Regions from separate parts of the Homo sapiens genome. Here all the other regions are linked to region 3. A link is an interaction called in ENCODE POLR2A ChIA-PET data of the cell type or tissue named here. Cell type or tissue: PC-3. All regions are shown on one strand. Links, peaks and the distances in the headings refer to the core of each region. The heading gives the core; the rest is flanking DNA.

Region 1 (7,807 bases), core at 2,636-5,135, 390 kb before region 3:
AGACATTTAGATTACTTCCATGTCTTAGCTATTGTAAACAATGATGCCATGAATATGAGAGTGCAGATATCTCTTCAACATACTGATTTTTTTTGGGGTGGGGGATACCTAGAAGTGGGATTGCTGAATCATAGTTCTGTTTTTACCTTTCTGAGGAACTTCCATGCTGTTTTTCACAATGGCTATACCAGTTTACATTCCCACCAACAAAAGTTCCATTCTGTATAAGAGTTCCGTTTTCTTCACAACCTCACCAACATTTCTGTCTTTTTGATAATAATCATTCCAAGAGGTGTGAGCTCATATCTCATTGTGGTTTTGATTTGGATTTTCCTGATGGTCAGTGATGTTGAGCATTTTTTCATATGGCTGTTGGACATTTTTATGTCTTCTGTTGAGAACTGTCTATTCATACCTTTTACCTAAGTTTTAATAGAGTTTCTTTTTTTACTTATTGAGTTGTATGAGTTCTTATGTATTTTGGATATTAATTCCTTATCAGGTATATAGATTGCCAATATTTTCTCCCATTATAGGTTGACTTTTTATTCTATTGATTGTTGTCGTTGCTCTTCATGAGCTTTTTAATTTGATGCATTCTCACTTGTATATTATTACTTTTTTTCTTGTGCTTTGGTATCATATCCAAAAATATCATGATCCAAATTAATTTCAAGAAGCTTGTTTCTTATGTTTTCTTCTAGTAGTTTTATGGTTTCAGGCCTTATGCTTAAGTCTTTAGTTCATTTTGAGTTGATTTTTGTATGTGGTATAAGTTGAGTTCAATTTCATTCTTCTGTGGTTGGACATACTGTTTTCCCAACATAATTTATTTAGGAGACCATCCTTTCCCCAGTGTGTGTTCTTGGAACACTGTTAAAGATCAGTTGATGGTAATGGGTGGATTCGTTAGGTTGGTGCAATAGTAATTGTGGTTTTGCCATTACTTTTAATGTTAATTAGTGTAATTTAAAGTAATGGGAATACCACAATTACTTTTGCACTAAACTAATACTTCTGGGCTCTTTCTGTTCCATTGGTCAATATGTCTATTTTTATGCCACTACTATACTGTTTTGATTATTATAGCTTTGTAAGATATATTTAAATCAGAAAGTGTGATACCTTCCCCTTTGTTCTTCTTGTTCAATATTGCTTTGAGAGGCCAGGCACAGTGGCTTACTCCAGTAATCCCATCACTTTAGAGGCTGAGACAGGAGGATCACTTGAGGCAAGGAGTTTGAGACCAGCTTGGGCAACATAACAAAACTCTGTCTCTTCAAAAAAATTTGAAACATAAAAAAATTTCCTGGGTATGGTGGCACTTGCCTGTAGTCCCAGCTACTTGGGAGACTGAGGGGGGAGGATTGCTTGAGCCCAGGAGTTTGAGGCTGCAGTGAGCTATGATTGTGCCACTGCACTCCAGCCTGGGCAGCAGTGCAAGACCCTGTCTCTAAGAGGAAAAAAAAAAGGATTGCTTTGGCTATTGAAGGTCTTTTATGGTTCCATATGAATTTTAGTATTTTTTTCTACTTTTGCAAATAATGCCACTGGGATTTTAATAGCTATTACACCAAATCTGTAGATTATTGTGGGTAGTATGGACATTTTAATAATTTTAATTCTTACAATCCATAACCATGTATGTCTTTCCATTTGTCTGTGTCTTTTTAAATTTTCTTCATCAATATTTTATAATTTCCAGTGTGTAAGTCTTTTGCCTCTTAAGTTCATCCTAAGTATTTTATTCTTTTTGTTACTATTATGAATGGGATTGTTTTCTTAATTTTCCTTTTAGATAGTTTGTTGTTTGTGTATAGAACATGACTTATTTTGTATACTAATTTTATACCCTGAAACTTCACTGAATTGTTTTATTAGTTCTAACATTTTTTTTCTTTTTTTGTAGTCTATAGAGTTTTCTACATATATGATCATGTCATCTGCAAACAGAGATAAGCTTATTTCTTCCCTTCCTAATTAGATGCATTCTATTCCGATTTCCTTTCCTTTCCTCTTCTTTTCTTTTCTTTTCTTTTTTGTCTAATTGTCTAATTGTTCTGGCTAGGACTTCCAGTACTGTGTTGAATAGATGTAGTGAGAATGGACATCCATATCTTATACCAGAAATTAAAGAAAAACTTTCAGTTTTCCTCAATGATTATTATGTTAGCTGTGGGCTTTTCATGTATGGCCTGTATTGTGTTTAAACAATTTCCTTCTATACCTATTTTGTTGAGAGTTTTTATCATGAAAGAATGATGAACTTTGTCAAATGCTTTTTCTGAATCTATTGAGATGATCATATTGTTTTTGGCCTTCATTCTGTTAGTGTGGTGTATCACGTTGATTGATTTCCTTATGTTGAGCCATCTTTACACCCCAGGGATAAATACCACTTGGTCACGGTGTATGATCCTTTTAATGTTCTGTTGAATGCTGTTTGCTAGTATTTTATTGAGGATTTTTGCATCAGTATTTATCAGGAATATTTGCTTTTAGTTTCCTTTTCTTGTTGTATCTTTGTCTGGTTTTGATCAGGATGGTCCTGGCCTCATAAGATGAGTCTGGAAGTGATTCCTCCTATTTTATTTTTTTGGAAGAGTTAAAGAAGGATTGTTATCAGTTCTTCTTTGATTGTCTATTAGAATTCACCAGATGAGAAGTCATCTCATCCTGAGCTTTTCTTTTTTGAGACACTTTTGATTACGGACTGAAATAAATGTCTTCCTTGTGCAGTTTGTCTACACTATCCTATTTCTTCTTGATTCAGCTTCAATAAGTTGCATATTTGTAGAAATTTATTTATTTCCTTTAGGTTATCCAGTTTGTCAGCATATAATTGTTCACAATAGTCCCTAATGATACTTTTCATTTCTGAGGCATCCATTGTAATATCTTCTCTTTGATTTCTGATTTTATTTATTTGAGTCTTCTCCATTTTTTCTTATTAGCCTAGCTGAGTTTGTTGATTTTGTTGATGCTTTCAAAAAATCAACTCTTGTTTATGGATTTTTTTATTGTTGTCTGTTTCTTATTTGATTTACTTCTCTAATCTTTATTAATTCCTTCCTTCTGATAATTTTAGGTTTAGTTTCTTCCTCTTTTTCTAGTTCCTTGAGGTGTAAAGTCATGTTGCTTATTTGAGAATGTTCTTTCCTAGTGTAGGCATTTATGTTGTATTTTTGTTTTCATTTGCTCTGAAATTAAACCTAGTTACATTGCCGCCTCTGCTTTTCCATGTTTTCTTTAGTCTGCTTTTTAGCTTTACCTTTGTCTATTCTTTCCCTCTTTATTTAAGATCTCTTAACTTGAATAAATATAACAGAGTGAACAGTGAAGGGGTTATTTCATTCCTTTTGGGAGGATATTCCTCTGTTTTAACCTTGGCTTCTAGGACTGACTGGTCATAAAAGGAAACAATAAATGCAAAGCATTGAGTCCAAAAGTGGAGAAAAGCCACAGTTCATCTTCCCTGGCAATAATATGATAGTATTATTTTAAGATTCAGTGAATTCTGTTCTGCGAGCTGTAAGATTGGTTGATTTGTAATAGGGGGAAAAAGGGCATGTTGTGGGGAGGGTAGACATTTAGAGAAAGTAAATGACCTTGAGGGTATTGAACTCTGTGAATCAACTTGTTCTCTAAAGTTAGGGGACATACCACTTCTAGATGGTGAACCTGTGGGTGTTCATTTGAACAGTAGAGTCATAGAAAAACTTTACTATCTGGAATATAATAAAAATGCTGCTTTAACTGCTAAGTCGCCATCTGTTACCAGCTCTTTGCTACTGGTTTATCTTTTTTCCTTTTAAAACGTGAATTCTTGGATTTTCATATTATAATTTTATACTTACCTTAAATTAGGATTGAGAGGAAACTTTGACAACACCTCTTAAAAGAAAATTATTAACTTGTAAAAATCATACTTTTAGGTTTGGGTAATAGCTGGGGAGAAAGCAAAAGCAAATCAGGAAGCTTGTAGGTGACTCATGTGCATTTCTATGTATGAGCAACAGGAATGGTAGAACTTTTGTTCCACTGCAGTTGTACAATCTAATTATTCACTGATCAATCTACACATACTGCATTACTATGTAGGTTTTAAGATGGCATCTTTGCCATATGTCTCTTTTTTAACCTTGATATCTTACATGTAATAGGTTTTCATCAGTTTTGATGAAATCATGATGATAATGATTACGATAATGCCTCCCATTATTTTCTCTTTAGTATAAGGCATTTAATGGCTTTTCCTAAAAAATAATGCAAGCAGTTCTTAACCCTAACAATGAGGGATAGAGTAGGTGTCCTTACCTACACTTGTTACTATAAGTGATATATTTATATAAAGAGATGTATGTAAAGGAAATTCATTCACTCATTCATTTATGTACCTAACCATTATTCCTTCATCAGTTCTTGTTAAGCACTTACTATATTAGGCCCTGTATACATTTTACATGAATTATCTCCTAACCTTATAACAATGGTGTGTAAAGAAACTAATATTATCCATTTTATAGATGATAAATTCATGATTAGGGATATTAATTATGATGTCCAAATTTGCACAGGTGGCAAATGATACATTTGAAATCTGAACCCACACAATCTAATTCAAGAGTTACATTGCCACTACTTCAAAAAATGTGGTTTATTTTATAGGCAAAGAAAAGGCACTGAATTGAATATTATGACTAAGCTTGTGATCTTAAAAGATTTAGGTTCTGAGTTGGACCTGATTAAAAATTCCAGCTCCACCAATTACTGATTACATGAACCTGGTGGGAGTTGTTCAGTCTTTCCATACTCCAGGTTCTTCCTTTTTCAACAGTGTTGCTGAGCCATTAAATGAAACAGCTTTATGTAGAAAGCACTCAGCATAGTAAAATCATTATAAATGTTAGCTATTACACACTTACTTCTCTCCTTTTCTGGAGGAAGGGAGAAGATGGGTTTTTATTTTACAATCTTATTTTATAAAACTATAAGCCTGGAGTCTAGGGGGTAATGTAGGAATTGAAATATGAAATGGTTCTGATCTAAGGTAGAAACATTAGATGGATGAAAGAATATCATGCCGATAGAATTAAAAATTGTTAGGTTGGAGTATTTTATGTGGGCTGAGAGTAAAATAAATCTACAATTTGTGTGAGTGGTAGAATGTGAAGCGATTAAATAGGATAGGGAATTGGAAGGGAAGTGCTAGGACAATTCCTGGCACATAGTAGGCATGCAACAAAAGGTTGGAAGCTTGATTGCTGTGATCTGTATGCAAAGATCATATGGTTGCATAAATGTGTTAATATTGTTCTTTGGTAAGTGTTTTCCTGGTATTTAAGTGCAATGGAGCACAAAGGTTTGTTGTCTAAAGTGTAATAATGAAAGGAATATGACCATTACTCCATCTGTCATTTTCACTCATGCCTTTAAATGAGCCCTTTGCTCCAATAAAATGGTTCAGTTAATGGTTCCTTAAAGCCACACACACTTACCTGTCTTTTTGCCTTTGATGAATTTATTGCTTAAGACTTTAGCCAGTATCTCTTTTTGCCCATTCTTTTTATCTGTATTTATTTTTATATGTTTTTTGAGATGGAGTCTCACTGTGTTACCCAGGCTAGAGTGCAGTGGTACGATCTCGGCTCACTGCAACCTCCGCCTCCTGGGTTCAAGCAATTCTCCTTCCTCAGCCTCCTGAATAGGTAGGATTACAGGCATCCTCCACCATGCCTGGCTAAGTTTTGTAATTTTAGTAGAGATGGGGTTTCACCATGTTGGCCAGGCTGGTCTTGAACTCCTGATCTCAGGTGATCCACCCACCTCGGCCTCCCAGAGTGCTGAGATTGCAGGTGTGAGCCACCATGCCCCGCCTCTTTTTGCTCATTCTTTAAAGTAGGAACTTTGGTAGAACTTTCACAGCCTGTAACATATGTCTCTAGCCCTAGCTTGGTTCTAAATCCCATGGTGCCTTCTCCTTGGGAAAAACAGAGAAGGCACTATGAGATTTAGAATCAAGTTAGGACTGCAGATACAGGTTACCTATGTTACAGGCTGACAGCCACAGGTATATTGCTCTCTGCACATGTGTTTTTTCCTGGCCTCTCAATGACATTATAAGCTTCTATTATACCTCATGTGGCGTAACTGCTCTGCAATAATAGAAATTCAATAAAGGACTCTTTAATTTACAATTAAAGTCAGGATTGAATTTTGTGGAAAATCTTGATGCAAATGTACAAAAGAACTTCAAGAAAATTAGAATGCCATGAGTCATGCATTTCCTGGTACTATTCATTCTTCTTTAGGTACTATCATTCTGCTCAACCTAACATTTCTACCACCTACACCTACCATCTGGAATTATAGGCAGAGGGTATGAAGGGTGTCAAATCTTGAAAGAAAATTGCCTTTTCTCCAAAGTTGATGAAACTAAACCACAGTTGATTGGATTACTTGCTCAGCAAGAGAGTAGAACCTTGTCTTTATGAATTAAATGTCACTATTTCGTCTATTTGAAGATGACCTTATAGAGGATCATGGCTTACGACAAGTTATTTTGCTGAGGCTTGAATTTGAATTGTGTGTTGGTGAATGAGGCACTGCACACACAGTCAGAGCAGCTGCTCTCCATGCAGCTTTTCTTCTCTTTGGTTTTCTGTATCATACACAGTAATCCTTGGGTGTTATTCACATCTACTTCTTGTGGAGTAATAGTATATTATAGTGGTATCATAAATTCGGGATTTATGAAAGTTGTGGGACATACCTTCATGTGAATCTCAGTGGGTTACTGTATTTAATGATTTTTTCTCTTTTGTTTTGATTAAGAAGCTCTTTGCTGGGATGCTGAGTTCCGATTTAAATATTATACACCCTTCTTATTTCTCTCTGCAAAATTATAGCCTTGCTGATGAATTTTGCTTTACTCTTGAGTGTGGTTTACTTTTGCAGCAAATACAAATTTAGTAAGTTAAATCTAAAAGCCACAGTTAAACACAGTTCTCCTTCAGAGGTAAGAACCATAACTGTTTCTGTGGACCCCAGCAATGGTACCTTCTTTTACAAAACAATGTTCTTCTTGTTCCATAGTCAATTACACACTGAACCTCTGTGTTATCTGAGATCTAAGCAGCAGGGCTGCTCTCTCCAGAATTATATTCAGCAGCTGTCTCCTCCCTGTTAGCTTACCCATTCCTGATGTGTTGATTCCTTTCAGAAGGCTCCAATCCAAATAAGACTTAATTAGCAGCAGCCTGAAAATAGTGTGTCTGCCTTTCTTTTCCTGTATAAATCTTGTGAGTGCTAAGCTTCTAATTTCACTTTCCTCTTAATACTAACTGAAGGTCCCATAACTTTCTGTGGAATGTTGACTTTTTTTTTGAGTGAGATGAGCTCTTCTCATGCCAGTTAACTCTCATGTCGGTGACAGCACAATGGAGAAATATTAGGAAATCTGACAGGGAGAAACATTCATGTCTGATAGAGTCCAGCAACAGATTAGTGAAAGAAACTGGCCGTCCAAAATCATCCTCATTCATTTCCTTCACTAAGTCAAAGAAATCATTGTGCTCTGCTTAAGCCCCATGCTGAGTTCATTTTACTGACCCTTCCTTAATATTGGCTGAAGGGTATTTTTAATAACTTGGTATGTTTGGGAGTCAAAGGAGGCCAAGTTTCTGGCTAGGCTCAGAAGGGATAAAATAGTAATGGAATGTTTGGGGAATGAGAGGGAAAAAAAATGCCTAAAAGAAAGGTACCTTCTTTTAGACCTGTTTAATATAACTCCCCTAATTATTTCTGA
Region 2 (7,807 bases), core at 2,636-5,135, 850 kb after region 3:
ATTCTGTGTATGGTAGGTTTCCCTTCAAGTTCATTTGAAATACTTTTAAAACACTTATAAATGAGTTCTCAAGCCTGAGTGTACAAACAAATTATTTTTCAATATCACAAGGTAATTTTCATTTCAAGACCTTTCTGCAGAAATGTTGGTGAGGGGATTGTTTCCACATTCCAGGACTTATGTGGTGCTGAGACATTGTGGCATATCTGGCCAATGAGTCATCTATCCAAGTGGGAATCCTAGAGACCCACCTTTCTTACTCAGTACTTAGCTATTCAGCCATACAGATCTTTCTTGAGACCACTCATGTTCTTGTCCTCAAGGCTTCTTCAAGGCTGTTGGCATCTATGGTCTATGGCAGAGCCAGGCTTCAGGCGTGGACATCATTCTACATCTTTGACACCATAATTGGGTAGTAGAAACTCTCCATGCCCGTGCAGGACTCCGTCTGCCTGGACCCATTACACAAATGTTCTTTACTGTCACTGATGATTTGCTGCCTTCCCTAAGCCACACTCCGAGAATCCTGTTCTGGAATCACAGCACAGGGCCCCTCTCTCAAAGACCCTACAATTTCTCTTTTTCATTGCTTCCTTACTATCTCTTCTATTTTCCTTTCCACCCAGGGGGTTCTTTTTCTAGTCAGGATGGGAATGGGCATGAGACACCATTTTTTTTCTTTTTTTTTTTTCTACACATTTTATTCTAAATCCTTAAAATCTCTCCAAAGGAATTTAAGTTTTTTGGAGCATAAAAGGCAGAGACTTTTAGGCTGCTTCTGCTTTGTTTTCTGACATATCCTTTCACTGAAGTGATGAATACAGAGCCAAGTTTGTGCCTGCATGAGGCAAGAGATAGTGGGAAATTACTGGAACAAAAAATTTAAAAAGGAAAACAGCCAACTTCTTTAAAATATTATCCTGCCATGCTCACATGTTATAATTTTAATCTTCATAGCTTTGATTTCTGTACTTTTGAATTACTGTTATAATTTGGTATATTTATATTGCCTCTGATTATTCAATTTAGTAGGAGCAATACTAAAAGTTCTCGTTTCTTTTCAGTCAGTCTAAGGTCTTGCTGTCTGCTGGCTGCCAGACCTGTACCTATTAAAATTCACATTTATTAATGCTCATGGTCTGCTTTTAGCCATTCTAATCACACTGTCCTTCCTGTCTTAGTTTTCTTTTACATCAGACTTTAAAACATGTCTCCATTTCCTACCATCAATCATTAGTTAAGCCTTGACTTGTTAAAACTTCTGTCTAAAGCATTATGTTAGTAAAATGATTAGACTGCAGGTCCATGTCTCTTATCATTAGCCAGAGTTTTTGCATCTGATCCCCACAGTGATCCAAATGCAGAATTGTTTTCCATGAGCTGTCGTGGAGAAGGAGGTCATTATGACAAAAGACTTCTGCCTAATTTATATAGTGAGGCATGCTCACTAATTGTGGCGTCAGAGCTCTGACCAGTTACCAATTGATTTCTATCAGTGTTGTGGGAGATGATAAATTTTAATCAGAATTTTTTGGTCTCTATTAGTCTGGCTTTTTAAAAAAAATAATGGATTTCTCTCATTCATGCTTTCCCTAGTCTGCATTTTTATGACTGTGATGTGCTTTGATTTACTTCATTCAAAGTATGATGCTCTGGCTTCAATTACTCCATTTAACTTTAAATAGACATTGCTACAAGTCTTACTGATACAAAGAACATCTGGTGTCAATAAATTGCAGCAGGAGGTGCCATGTGGGAAGGAACCCAAGAACTAAACACATCTCTGGGCACATCCTTCAGGACCATGAGCACACATATTGTGGCATTCTGCCACTTATCTTCTTACATGTTATCAGAGTGGAGCTCAGGGAGTTTGGGTCAGCATGGCATCATGATTTTCATTGCAACAACGTTTGACTCACTGACTTAAGCTCCAGACACAAAACATTCTGTTCAGTTGATAACATCTTTGGGGACGACTTTTGCTAAACAGGAAAGGCACAGAGAGCAAGGGACACTTTTTTTTTTAATGTCATGCACAGGGTGTTTAATGAAAGAGATTGTAAAAAAGTCAGAGTAAAGAACTCTATTCCTCATGTCCCCTCCTTGCCAACATGCACCAAACCCAAAGTGCTGAAGTCTCTACAAGGAAATATATTTATTCCTTGCTATTTGTGGGTTGATTACAGCCACAAATTTTAACAACTACCTTAAACTACCAGATACAAATAGTAGACTGTACAATTATTTAAATCATGAGAAACTTTTGCCTGATTTGAAGCCTAGAAAAGTAAATTCTTCTTTAATTATAAAAGTACGGATAGCATAGGAATAATTTACCAAAGATGTAACTGATATTTAAGTTTTATTCTGTACACAAGGTTTCTGAATCAAAGTTGTGCACTGCTAATCTAATCCTGGTAAAGAAGGGTGCTCTTCATCATACGTTGTATTTAAATGACAATAAGTGCAATTATTTATGGATCACAGAGCTGGAAAACAGACTTCTGTTTCTCAAAGTATCAAAGTGTTTTGATCTCATTTATCTCAGGAATCAGAACCCGGAACCCAACGTGACCAGACTCTCCTTGTCTTCACTGCTTGTTTCTGCTGTGCTTCTTGGATGCTCTCCCTGTGCTAGGGAAGCAGCTGACCACAGAGATCACATCCTCCCAGTTTTAACCACTCCTGAAGAAAGACAGTCCCCTTCCCCAGGGTCCATATATTGATCTCACAGAAGGACCCTGATTGGCTTTGTTTTGTGCTGTTCTCACCCTTGAATCAATCACGCTGCCAGAAAGGAAGGGCTCGTGATGGGCCAAGAACTGTTTTTGTGGTGAGGAGAGCGGGTTCTGTTTCCAGGAGGAGGGAGATGAGAAAGCTTACTGGGCAAAAGAAACAAACAAAAAAACCCCAAACCAATTAAACAAATACAAGCAATAGGTACTACCATCTGTAAACCAATTCTGGATAAAGATTTGGGGAATGGGTCTGAGAAAGGCATACATTTCAGTCTGGGGACATTTTCTTTGTTCTGTCTACCCAGAGCTAAAACACCATCGTAAGACAGGCCGTCATGTCCCACCACAAGGAAAGAGGAAATAGACATCTCTTCTGCATTTTGGGGGAGAATGAAATAGCAGCAAGAGAGAATGAGAATGTTCTGTAAAAGGCAAATACCAAAATAGGGTTAGACTGGGTCAGCACTCCCCTGAGTAAGTCCTCGCAGGATGATAAGAGGTAGTGTTAAGTGAGTAAAAGGAAGAAGATTAGGTTACACAACATTAGAAAGCTTTCCTTTTTGAAAGTTTTTATAGAACTTTTAACATACCGAATACTTTTGAGAATTTCAGAAGACAATATGGCATGCAGAATTTTGAAAACACGTTTAGGTAGAGAACTTTTTTATTTATTAAAGAAAGTGAAAAATTACGTAATTTTTATACATTGATTATCCTGCTATTCTACCAGTTTTTTTTTAATGTAAGAAAGCAATAAAGGCTGGGATTCCAAATCAGGGCTTTTATTATATGGTGGGTGTCTATGGGGCCAGAAAGCCCAGCCACAAATTCAAAAAACTTTCTGTACCTGCTGATCTTCCTTCCCTGTGATCACCAACAGATCCTACAAGAAGGGTCATTGGAATCATGCCACCTGAGTCATCCCAATTTGATGTACCCAAACTGATGAAATAAAAAGAAAACAATGCCATGAGAAGCATTGTAGCATCTGCTATGTAATAAAGACCTAATAAGTCATTCAATTTCAGGATTCAAAATCCAATGCCTAGAATACCTACACAGCTTCTCAGGAACAGGTGAGTTATCCATAAAACATATTATTTGACATGGAAGCTGAAGGCTCCATTCCTTCTGCATACCTGATTCGCTATCATTCCAGCTCATGTCAGAGCCGCCTGGAATCTTCGATATTGATTCAGAACATTTCATCTACACAGCAAAGTGGTCGAGGTTGGAGAAAGAGTGCTTAAAAGAGATAAAAATCTACTATCCTCCCACAACTTTCAGCAGAAACCAGTCGTTTCACTGTCTTTGGCTAATGAATATCACTGTATTTTAAATCAAGAAATAGTGTGTGAACAGAGTGTTGTGGTCAACTCTTTTCAACCTGTTTGTTTTACCTAGTTCTGTGACTTTGAAAGCAAGTTGCTTGTAATATTTTAATTTGTTTACCATTTACTTCCCTTTCTCCTCTCTTAATAGAATGAGGTTAGCTGATTAAATGGGAGAATTTGGCAGAAGGCATATTTGGTAGGGAAGGTTGAGAGAGAACAACATACTTTTCCTTCAAATCTGATGTCAAAAGTAGAGGAGGTTTTAATAGCCCAGGAAAGGCACAGTCTAAGAGTTCTCATATTCGAACTTTCAATCTCTTTAGAGACCAGATTCATAGACACAATACTAAGTTTTACCTACTCAGGAGAAGCAATTGGATTAGCTTTTCTAGAATGAAGAGGTTTTTCAGTTTGGGGTTGCTTCAATCTCATTCAAATTTCTTTGCTAAAACATATATGTCACTGAATAAGAGTTTATGTTTGAGGATCACCAATAAACTTTCAGAAATTGATACATACTTTTACATCTGCCACTCATATTTTCAAAGTTCATGTCTGGACAGTATGGTTAACTTAAAATTTGAGTTTCATTTACATGAAAATATTGTATGGTTTATAATACTAAGATCTAGAATCCACTCCTGTTACCATTTTTTAATCTTCTTATCTTGGACTAATTATTTCACCTCCTCAAATCCCAGGTTCTTCATTTGTAAACTGAGGTGAAAACAATATTTATTCCATTCACTCACAAAAATGTTGTCATACCTGAAATGTGTCCAACACATCAAAATGATAACTACCTGGCTGATAGACACCCTAGTACTCTGAGTTGATCATTACACAGTCTGTGCATATAACAAAATTTCACGTGTACCTTATGTACAAATATGATGCATAAAAATTTAAAAATTTGTCATAATCAAATGACATTTGTGATAGTTTGTATATTTTGAGATCTGCTACAAAATGTTGTGTTGGATATTAAGGCCACAATGATGAATGACAGACCCCTGAGCATATGGACTTTACGGGTGAGAATTATAGTATATTAGGAAAAATGCGGGAAGGGTATCTAGCAACTGCAGTATGTTAGAATAAATGTGGGAAGGATATATACAACAGTCTTCGAGGAGCAGAGAAGACTCCTGGGAGGTGGGGACACCTCCCGTGTGAGTTGAAAGATAGCTAGATAAATGAATTGGCAACATTTTTCAAGTGGAGAATATGCAAAGATTCAGAAAGGAGAGAGAACATGGCATTTTTAGGGAATAAAAAAAGAGTTCAATTTATTTGGAGCATTAGGTTTGGGGAATTGGGGTCGGAGAATGAAAGATACAGAATGAGAGGAGTAAATGAAGGCCAGATGATTTTAAACTATATATAGGAGTTTGGACTTTAACCTGATGGCAATAGCGAGTCAACATAAAATTTATTTCAAAAGTTTTGAATAGGAAATGGCATAAGCCATTTTATAAATGTGAGAGTTATTATTGGGCTTTCATTAATTATTTAAGTGATAGTATTCAGACAGCAACTCGATCTAGGTTAATCTGCAAATATTTAGAGATAGTTTTGGGGCAATGTCTTAATGTTACTAACAGTTCACATCTTTAGATGGTTCTCTTCTTATTTCCGTGTTGATCACACATTTCTGATAAACTTAACCTGCGTTTAAAGAAATGTGGAAAAATAATAAAAAAGCACAAAATAATTAAGAAACTCATAAGAAATTCAGGCATTTCTGGAGTTTCAGCAGAGCTGTTTGGTGATTCTCTCAACATTTCCATAAAAGATTAACTCTATTGGTGTTAATGAGTTCATAAGGCATCATAATTAATATGAGTTGCAAAGCAATCAATGCTCTGTCAAAAAATAGATATAACTTTTCAGGAAATGATCTGTTTGACCAATTGCCTCCAAATATCACAACTTAACTGAAGGAAGCATGATTAGAAGAAAATCCTTGACCAATTTTTGATTGTTTGCCCTTAGCCTGCATGAACTTATGATGTTATCTTAGGGAACTTGCTTGCCTTGTTGCTGGAATCCTAATCATTCCTTGATGATACTCTTCAGATTAAAGGAGATGTACCTATTAACTTGAAGAAAAGAGCTGTCCCTGTTAACATTGCTTCTTGGAAACATATGGGAACACTTCAGCAGACTGCCCAATTTCTCCTACTGCCTTGCTTTTGCAATAGTCAACTGTTTAACTTACATTCCAGCCATGATGTAGTAATAAAAAGGTAGGGCCAGGACATAATTGTATAAAATACAGTTCCTCATTAATTTCTCCTTTTGGGATAGAGACTTTCAAATATCAAAAACTCCTGTTCCATTATAGTTTCAAACAGTTCATTTAAACCTCCACATAAGTGAAATAGAGATACTTTCTTCCAAAATATGTGGCTATCTAAACACCTAACTATGGAAAAAATGTTGTTAATGAGATTTATGAACAAGGTATCATAACAAAATGAAAAGAAATGGGGAATGCTTGCATGTTAGTGAAATGGCCCAGGAAAGGATAGAGGAGTGGGAGTGAGAGAAAGGGAAAAGGAGAGGAGAGAGGAGGAAAGATAGAGTGATGTGACGTATTTGAGAAAGCAGATGGGGTCTAGAGCACAAGCAGAAGAACCAGCTTTAGATAGGAGTGTGATCTGTTATTCTATCCAGGGACAGTAGGCAAGAAGGCAGGATATATGAGTACTGATGCTGGAAAATGGGTAGTTTTAGATGTGGAAACATGTGGAAGTTGTCTTTCTGAATGCGTCTGTTTTATTAGGAAAATAAGTTGTGAGTTGAGGGCAAGAATGGAAAACAAAGTATTACTGATATGAGAAGGTTTGAAATAGTTATCTAGAAACTAGAAATGTGAATAGAGTAGGGAAATAAATTATGGTTACCAGGCATCTTGGCTTAAGAGGCATCTTGGGATTTGTAGTCATTAATGTTTCAGTATTCAGCAAGTTTGTGTTTTTCTTTTTTTTTCTTTTTTTTTTTTTTTTTTGAGACAGAGTCTCGCTCTGTCGCCCAGACTGGAGTGCAGTGGCGCGATCTCCGCTCACTACAAGCGCCGCCTCCCGGGTTCACGCCCTTCTCCTGCCTCAGCCTCCCTAGTAGCTGGGACTACAGGCTCCCACCACCACGCCCGGCTATTTTTTTGTATTTTTAGTAGAGGTGGGGTTTCACCGTGTTAGTCACGATGGTCTCAATCTCCTGACCTCGTGATCCACCCGCCTCGGCCTCCCAAAGTGCTGGGATTACAGGCGTCAGCCACCGAGGTTTGTGTTTTTCTCCAGCCATATTCCATTGCATGAGCACTGGGAACAACAACTGAATAATGTATCCCTAGGTGGGATTTTGCCCAATATGTAAAAATCTTCCAAAGATAGAGAAGGAAGTTGAGACAAATGCAAAGAAGAGATGATAATTATTAATCATAAAATTTAATGGACAAGTGATAGTATCAGATTTTAGGCACCAATGGTGCAGAAGGATCAGTGAAGTTACAGTACTAGATGGAGTACCCTGGACGGGTAGAAAGTTGGAGTTGGACAGTAAGACACTTGAAAATGAGATTCTGGAGAATTTTCAGTAATTGGTAAAGACAAGGGCAGGTATACAACCATGAAGGATCACTGGAAGTGAGGCAGTCAGGGAACTGAGAGACTAGGCTTTCAGTTGAATCATCTAGGTTCACCGTCAGCCCTCCATACCCATGGGTCT
Region 3 (7,807 bases), core at 2,872-5,371:
AGACTTTCTGAACAGCTGGAAATGAACTGGAGACAGCTCCTCCTGCTTGGGGTGACCAGCCATGATCATATATGTGGAGTAAGTCTGTGGTTTTGTGGGGAAAACAAAACAACAACAAAACAAAAAAAGTAACTATTCCTCCCTCATTCTTTCCTGCCTCCTCTCTTCTTTGAAGAGACCACTCTTCAGCCCTGGTCATTTGTGAGCCTTTGCCACAGTGCTGGCCCTGAAAGGAGATCAGTTTCACAATCCTGCTTGGCTGGCATGGGCTGAGTCACTGACCAGCCCATCAATCCCCTTCCTTCTATGTAATCCTGGGTAAATGAAAGAATGGGCAAGAGATGCAGATAAGCCTCTTTTTTCCTCTACCCGGAATAATCCAGCTTGAATTCCTCAGGACGAGTAGTTTTGGGCCATTTTATTTTACTTTATTCTTTAACTTTTAGGTTCAGGGGTCCATGTGTAGGTTTGTTATACAGGTAAACTGCGTGTCGCGGGGCTTTGGTGTACAATTAATTTTATCACCCAGGTAATAAGCATAGTACCCAAAAGGCATTTTTTTCTGATCCTCTCCCTCTTCACCCCCATCAAGTAGGCCCCAGTGCCTGTTGTTCCTCTCTTAGTATGCATGTGTTCTCGTTCGGCTCCCCCTTATAAGTGAGAACATGCAGGATATGGTTTTCTGTTCCTGTGTTAGATTGCATAGGATAATGGAGCTTTGGCCATTTTAAACCAAGGTTATCACTGGCCAAAGCTCAACTAGCTTGCTTGTGTCAGTACAGGCACTAACTAGGGGAAAAGTTTCTAAAAACATGTTTATCTGAAAATGATGACAATGAAATCCCCACCAATCAAAGATCCTATAAGCCATCTTCCTTCCAATTCACAAAACATTCTAGTTAAGCACATTTGTTTCCCCCATAGGCAAACAAAGCCCCAATTAGGACTGGAATGCAAGTAGTCTGAACACATGTGAAAAGGGAAGATTCTTAAGTTCCCAATTTTTCTTTACAACCTTTTTTGTTTGTTTGTTTGTTTGTTTTTTCTTTTTAGAGGAAGGCTAGAGTGCAGTGGTGCAATCTTGGCTCACTGCAACCTCTGTCTCCCTGGTTCAAGGTATTCTCCTGCCTCAGCCTCCCAAGTAGCTGTGATTACAGGTGCCCGCCATCAGGCCCGGCTAATTTTTTGTATTTTTAGTAGAGATGGGGTTTCACCATATTGGCCAGGCAGGTCTCAAACTCCTGATCCCAAGTAATTTGCCCACCTCAGCCTCCCAAGTGCTGGGATTACAGGCATATATTACACCCAGCCATCTTTACAGCCTCTTGATGGTTTGATGTCACCACTTGAAAGGCCTTGATTTGAATTTAAATTGTTGTTTGCTAGAAATGTTTTGAGTTCACTCATTTAAGGCCAATGAAAACTTTCAAGAAAAAAAAAGTTAATTTGCTTAATTTACAAATGTTGATTTGGTTAATTTGTACTCTTAATTATGATTAGGTTCAAAGACAAGGTTAAAAGCACAAATTGCAGTATAGAGTTTTGCTACCATTTCCAATACATTTACTGAAAATGAAGTAACAGAACAAACACTGGGCTGATCCTTTGAACTATTCTTGTTATACTGGTCCTTTCTTTTTGACACTTTAGAATACTTAGATGAGGTTTGAAAAATTGTTAGCAGCAGAATTCTGTTGAGGGTTTATTCACACTGAATCATAAGCATGCTGATTTGACAGCTTCAAAATTTCTTCTAGAAATCTTGTTTCTAGTCTAGATAAGCTCTGTGTGATGTTAGGCAATATTTCTGGGTTATAGGGAAAGACATTTACAAAAGAAAATGGAGTACCCAGATGTTAGCATTCCTATCTGGATAGTATATCCTACCAGAAAAATAATGAGATTTGTGGGATTAGAGAACAATTTAGGTTTTATGAGATAATTTTTTGACGAATGGTGGTGGCATTCATTCCAGAGAGTCACAGCTTGGCTGAAACAATTTTTGGTGTGCCATGTTTCTGGTGATCATATATAATAAATATAAATGTTTCTACCAATTCAATACAACTTCTTCTCCATATCTAAGGAAAAAAGGGTTACACATATGGACAAAATACATTCAGGTGTCTTCCCCAAACAACAATAATTTCAATTATGCTGTCTTAGGTTTCCCAGTAGATCCAATGTTCACTCAATTATCTGTGAAGGAACAAGATTTTTGTTTGTCTGCTTGCTTGTCCAATGTGGCATCTAATACATGGGCTATCTCCTATTTTCCTCAGATTGGGTAAGGATTTTTGCCAATTCTTGATTTTCTCTGCTAGTGGAAGGGAAGCCATGTAGGTAAATTAAAAATCCCTTCTATTTGTCATAATATTAATTTTATGGTGCTTTTATTTGTTGTTGTCATTGTTTTCACTTTCTTGTAGGATTAAAGCAGTGCTTTTCAAACATTTATTTGCATGTGGATCCTTGGGGATCTTATTAATATGCAGGCTTTGATTCAGCAGGTCTGGGTGGGCACCTAGATTCTGCATTTCTAACAGGCTCCCAGGTGATGCTGGTGCTGCTGGTCTAAGGAGCACACTTTAATTAGCAAGAGATTAGGGTATATTCTGTTCTCCTCAGTATATAACATCACAAGGAAGGGGAAGGAGGAGGACTGGAATGGTGGCAGGCTGGTGTCTCTCCTGCGTAATCCCGTGGAGGTTAAAGGGAGACAACTATGGCAGCACCAAACCTCAGATAACATTTCCTCAAGGATTTTTCTTCCTCTGCCTGAAAAATTTCTGTGAGGAAATTAAAGCATTGACCTGCTTTGTCTAAAATTGCCAGTAACAATCCTTTTTTTTTTTTTTTTTTTTAGTGAAACAAGGATTTGGATGCTTACAAAGTATCAGGGTAAATTCTAGATTTTAAAGATTTTTAAAGTATTTTAAAAAATTACCTTGCCCCCACAGTATTTAACAATGTTGTATTTTTAGCTCCTTTTATAAAATCTTGTAGAAACAGTCAACATAGTTTTCACAGAAATAACTTTTTCACACTCATGCTAATATCAGTCAATCAATCTATATAAAACAAAAAATAGTACAATTGGTATAAACTGGTTTACCATCTGATATGGTTTGGCTCTGTGTCCCCACTCAAATCTCATCTTGTAGCTCCCATAATTCCCATGTGTTGTGGGAGGTACCTGGTGGGAGATGACTGAATCATGGGGGTGGTCTTTCCCATGCTGTTTTCATGATAGTGAGTGGGTTTCATGAGATCTGATGGCTTTAAAACAGTGGTATCCCTGCACAAGCTCTCTCTGCCTACTGCCATCCATATAAGACATGACTTGCTCCTCCTTGCATTCCGCCATGCTTGTGAGGCTTCCTCAGCCACGTGGAACTGTGAGTTCTCCATTAAACCTCTTTCCTTTGTAAGTTTCTGAGTCTGGGGTATGTATTTATCAGCAGCATGAAAACAGACTAATACACCATCAAACACAGTTGACATAATAAATCTATCTACTATCTATCTATCTATCTATCTATCTATCTATATTTCAAAGCATTCAAGATAGTTTTCAGAGAAATAACTTTTTATTTTTACAATCATATTTCATACATACACACATTATCTATACCTATGTTTGTGCCTATATGCATATTCATATATTATAATAATAGATAAAACCAGCATAGATTTGTTTGGGAACAAACATGATTTACATGATAAATATAACATGGGCATAATGAAGAGTAACTCATTCATGACAATCATCAAGTTTGGTGGGTGCATAGAAGAACCATTATGCTTTGCAAAGGGTTGGAGAATATGGATTAATCCCATACAATGTGTAAGTGGTGCTCAGGTAAGATAACTACTCTTAACAAACAAACAAGAAAGACAACAAGATTATGAGAGAGAATTGGGAGACCATTTAAATTTACGTTTGCTTTGTCTGTGGTTTCCCAGGTGTTCAGGAAAAGGCCTCTGAGTAAGTGCTATACTATGTAAGCCAAGACCTGAGTAAAGAGAATCAACTAGCCATTCAAAGGCCTGGGGAAAGAGTGGGTGATGAGCAAGAGAAACTCCAAGTACAGAGATGAAAATGAGTCTGGCAAATTCAATTAAATAAAACTAGGCCCAAAATATTTGTAGAAGTGAGTAAGGGGCCAACGGTAGTGTGCGACATTGGTATACTTAAGGCTTGTATTAGTTCATTCTTGCATTTCTATAAAGAAATACCTGAGATGGGGTAATTTATAAAGAAAAGAGGTTTAATTGGCTCATGTTTCTGCAGGCTGTACAGGAAGCATGATGCTGGCATTGACTTGGCTTCTGGGGAGACCTCAGGGAACTTAGAATCATGACAAAGGGAAAGGGGCAGCAGGCACAGGACCAGAGCAGGAGCAAGAGAGCAGAGGGGGAGGTGCTGCACACTTTTAAATTACCAGATTACATGAGAACTCACTCACTAATAAGAGGACAGTACCATGGGGGATGGTGATAAACTATTCATGAGAAATCCACCCTCATGATCCAATCACCTCCCACAAGGCCCCTCCTCCAACACCGGGGATTATATTTCAATATGAGATTTGGGTGGGGACACATCCAAACTATATCAGGGCTATATAGGACACATAAGGATTTTGAATTTTATTCTAAGAGCAATGTAAGCCATGAGAGGTTTTAACAGGGAAATAACATGATCTGGTTAAGGGCTTTTGTTTTGTTTTGTTTAAATTACTGTGCCTGTTATATGAAAGTTTATATAGTGGGTCATTTTCTATAATCTACATAAGTAGATTCCTAAATTGGTACAGGCTGCTTCATATTCATTCCAGGCAACAAAGTGAGATAGTAGAGAATCAGAGAGTCAGAGGTTGGCAGGTACATCAATAACAGATAAAGAAATTAAAGAATTTTGGGCCGGGCGCTGTGGCTCACACCTGTAATCCCAGCACTTTGGGAGGCCGAGGAGGGTGGATAAGGAGGTCCAGAGATCGAGGCCATCCTGGCCAATATGGTGAAACCCCGTCTCTACTAAAAATACAAAAATTAGCTGGGTGTGGTGGCGAGCACCTGTACTCCCAGCTACTCAGGAGGCTGAGGCAGGAGAATCGCTTGAACCCGGGAGGCAGAGGTTGCAGTGAGCCAAGATTGCACCACTACACCCCCCAGCCTGGCGACAGAGTGAGACTCTGTCTCAAAAAAAAAAAAAAAAAAAAAAAAAGAATTACGTTCCATTATGTATACTATCCATATCTTCATTCTAGAGCTGTTAACATTTAATATCTACATATATGAATAATATATATCATATTTTATAAATATATGTTTTCATTGAAAAAGAAGATATTGCTATTTTGGATTAATATTTATTGAAAATGCAAACATTTGTGGGCTAAATATACTGATTGGCTTAGTTTCCTAGGACATTCCTTTGCTCAGTATAGCTCATCAAAATCCACAAAAAAAAAATGCATCAAGATTTTTGTTTTTGTTTGCTTTGGGTTTTCCTTTTGTTGCTGGTTGATTTTGCAGAAATACATGTGCCGAACCAGTTGCTAAACAGGTTTTTCTTTTTATCTTTTTTTTTTTTTTTTTGAGATAAGGTCTTGCTCTGTCACCCAGGCTGGAGTGCAGTGGCGAGATCCCGGCTCACTGCAGCCTCCACCTCCTGGGCTGAAGTGATCCTCCCACTTCAACGTCCTAAGTAGCTGGGACTACAGAGCCATGCCACCATGGCCAACTAATGAACTAATTTTTGTATACTTTATAGAGACAGGGTTTCACCATGCTGCTCAGGCTGGTCTCAAACTCCTGGACACAAGCGATCCTCCAGCCTTGGGCTCCCAAACAGCTGGGATTGCAGGCGTGAGATACCTTGTCTGGCCTTGAGCAAGTTTTTCTATGCTACATTTGTCAAACTAGACACTAATATTGATCCAATCTAATAATTATGTTTTTATACTGAGTAAAAGCAGGAGTTGTAAGCTCGAAGGCTAGGAGGAGGTTAGGCTTGTGGCCAAATTGGAGAATATAAGCTGCTTCTACAGGCATTTAAGTTCAAAATTTTCAAGAAAATTGACTGGTCAAATAAAACATATCTGTAGGCTCAATTGGTCCACAGATCACCAATTTGAGGTTTCTTGTCCAAAGATATTTAAAACTTTTAGGGAACAAAACTTGAATAACATTGACAATAATTCTACAAGTTTCAATAGTGTAATTTCTCTGATGCTTAAAATAGATGAGGATCTTTTCCTCTGATGATTGATAAGCATAAAAAGATGAAATCATTTTGGATATAGGCTTAGCCAAAGATAGGAAATATATTGTATTAATAGTTGATGGTTGTATTTACTCTCCCATACAAGGTTTGTGTCTGGCAATGTTTTTAGTCCTGATTTATGTCACTATATTGATTAACATGAGAACAAGAGTGATATTTCCGATATGGAGTATGATTTAATAAATGTTAAGGCACCAAGCAAGCCCTATATTGGCCTTTTTAAAAAAAAAAAATCACATTATGAATTCAACTATACCATTTCTCTGTCACCCAGGCTGGAGTGCAGTGGCGCGATCTCGGCTCACTGCAAGTTCCGCCTCCTGGGTTCATGCCATTCTCCTGCCTCAGCCTCCCAAGTAGCTGGGACTACAGGTGCCCACCACCACGCCCCTGGCTAATTTTTTTGTATTTTTAGTAGAGACGGATTTTCACCATTAGCCAGGATGGTCTGAATCTCCTGACCATGTGATCTGCCCACCTCTCCATCCCAAAGTGCTGGGATTACAGGCATGAGCCACCACGCCCCGCCCAACTATACCATTTTCCAATGTTGGCACTCATTTTAAATGTTATTAAGGTGAGTCTGTAGGATTCACTTAAAGAATGTGTACATCGCCATACTCAGCTAATTTTTACATTTTTTGTAGAGACAGGATCTCCCTGTGTTGCCCAGGCTGGTCTTAAAGTCCTGAACTCAAGTGATCCTTCTGCCTCAACCTCCCAAACTGCTGGCATGAGCCACTGCATCTGCACGTCAGATATATTTTTTTAAATGACCAACCTTTGTAATACATATGAGATTCATTTCAAATGTCTGCAGATATTATACATACTCAATCATATAAAATTAATTATGATTGAGAATGTTGTGTATTTTTTGTAATTAGCTACGTACTTTTTATTTTTTTATTTTTAAAACCCTATGATTAAAGGGTAGTTACCTAGTTTGGGAATCTAAACCAACTCTTGGTTATAAAGGGTTGTTATTAAATGCCAGGTGTGGTGGCTCACACCTCTAATCCCAGCACTTTGGGAGGGCCAAGGCGGGTGGATCATTTGAGGTCAGGAGTTCAAAACCAGCCTGGCCAACATGGTGAAACCCCGTCTCTACTAAAACTACAAAAATCAGCCAGGTATGGTAGCACACGCCTGTAATCACAGCTACTTGAGAGGATGAGGCAGGGAAATCACTTAAACCCAGGAGGCAGAGGTTGCAGTGAGCTGAGATTGTGCCACTGTACTCCAGCCTGGGCAGCAAAGTGAGACACCACCTCAAAAAAAAAAAAAAAAAAAGCTGTTATTTGGTAAATATTTGGGTGCTTTTTAATAGTATTTAATAAGCACCAGGTTTGTTATTTTTAATGATGTTACCCCAAGTGTCACTTATTTTTAAATTCATTTTATTTTGAGACAGAGTCTCATCTGTTGCCCAGGCTGGAGTGTAGTGGCACAATCTCGACTCACTTCAATCTCCACCTCCCAGGTTCAAGTGCTTCTCGTGCCTCAGACTCCCAA

The links. ChIA-PET counts read pairs that join two places held together with the same protein. Peaks named below come from ENCODE experiments on the same cell type or tissue, not always from the same donor. Only the 100,000 strongest peaks of a DNase experiment are listed, where the experiment ranks them.
Region 1: POLR2A ChIA-PET joins it to region 3 with 6 read pairs; 1 of 35 experiments calls an interaction of 5 or more read pairs at or near these places.
Region 2: POLR2A ChIA-PET joins it to region 3 with 14 read pairs; 1 of 35 experiments calls an interaction of 5 or more read pairs at or near these places.

The regions. Positions count from the first base shown.
Region 1 is chr10:51,293,629-51,301,435 of GRCh38, forward strand. The region is part of intron 2 of PRKG1 (protein kinase cGMP-dependent 1); the gene reads left to right. It overlaps MIR605 (microRNA 605), which reads left to right and starts at 5,945; the gene lies at 5,945-6,027. In PC-3, for the core only: no CTCF peak of the experiment used is centred there; a DNase peak (open chromatin) is centred at 3,993.
Region 2 is chr10:52,539,427-52,547,233 of GRCh38, forward strand. All of the region lies in intron 1 of LOC124902426 (a long non-coding RNA gene), which reads left to right. Among named protein-coding and RNA genes, the nearest start is that of LNCAROD, 73 kb to the left of the region's middle. In PC-3, for the core only: no CTCF peak of the experiment used is centred there; a DNase peak (open chromatin) is centred at 3,665.
Region 3 is chr10:51,685,722-51,693,528 of GRCh38, forward strand. The region is part of intron 3 of PRKG1 (protein kinase cGMP-dependent 1); the gene reads left to right. Among named protein-coding and RNA genes, the nearest start is that of CSTF2T, 10 kb to the right of the region's middle. In PC-3, for the core only: no CTCF peak of the experiment used is centred there; a DNase peak (open chromatin) is centred at 4,020.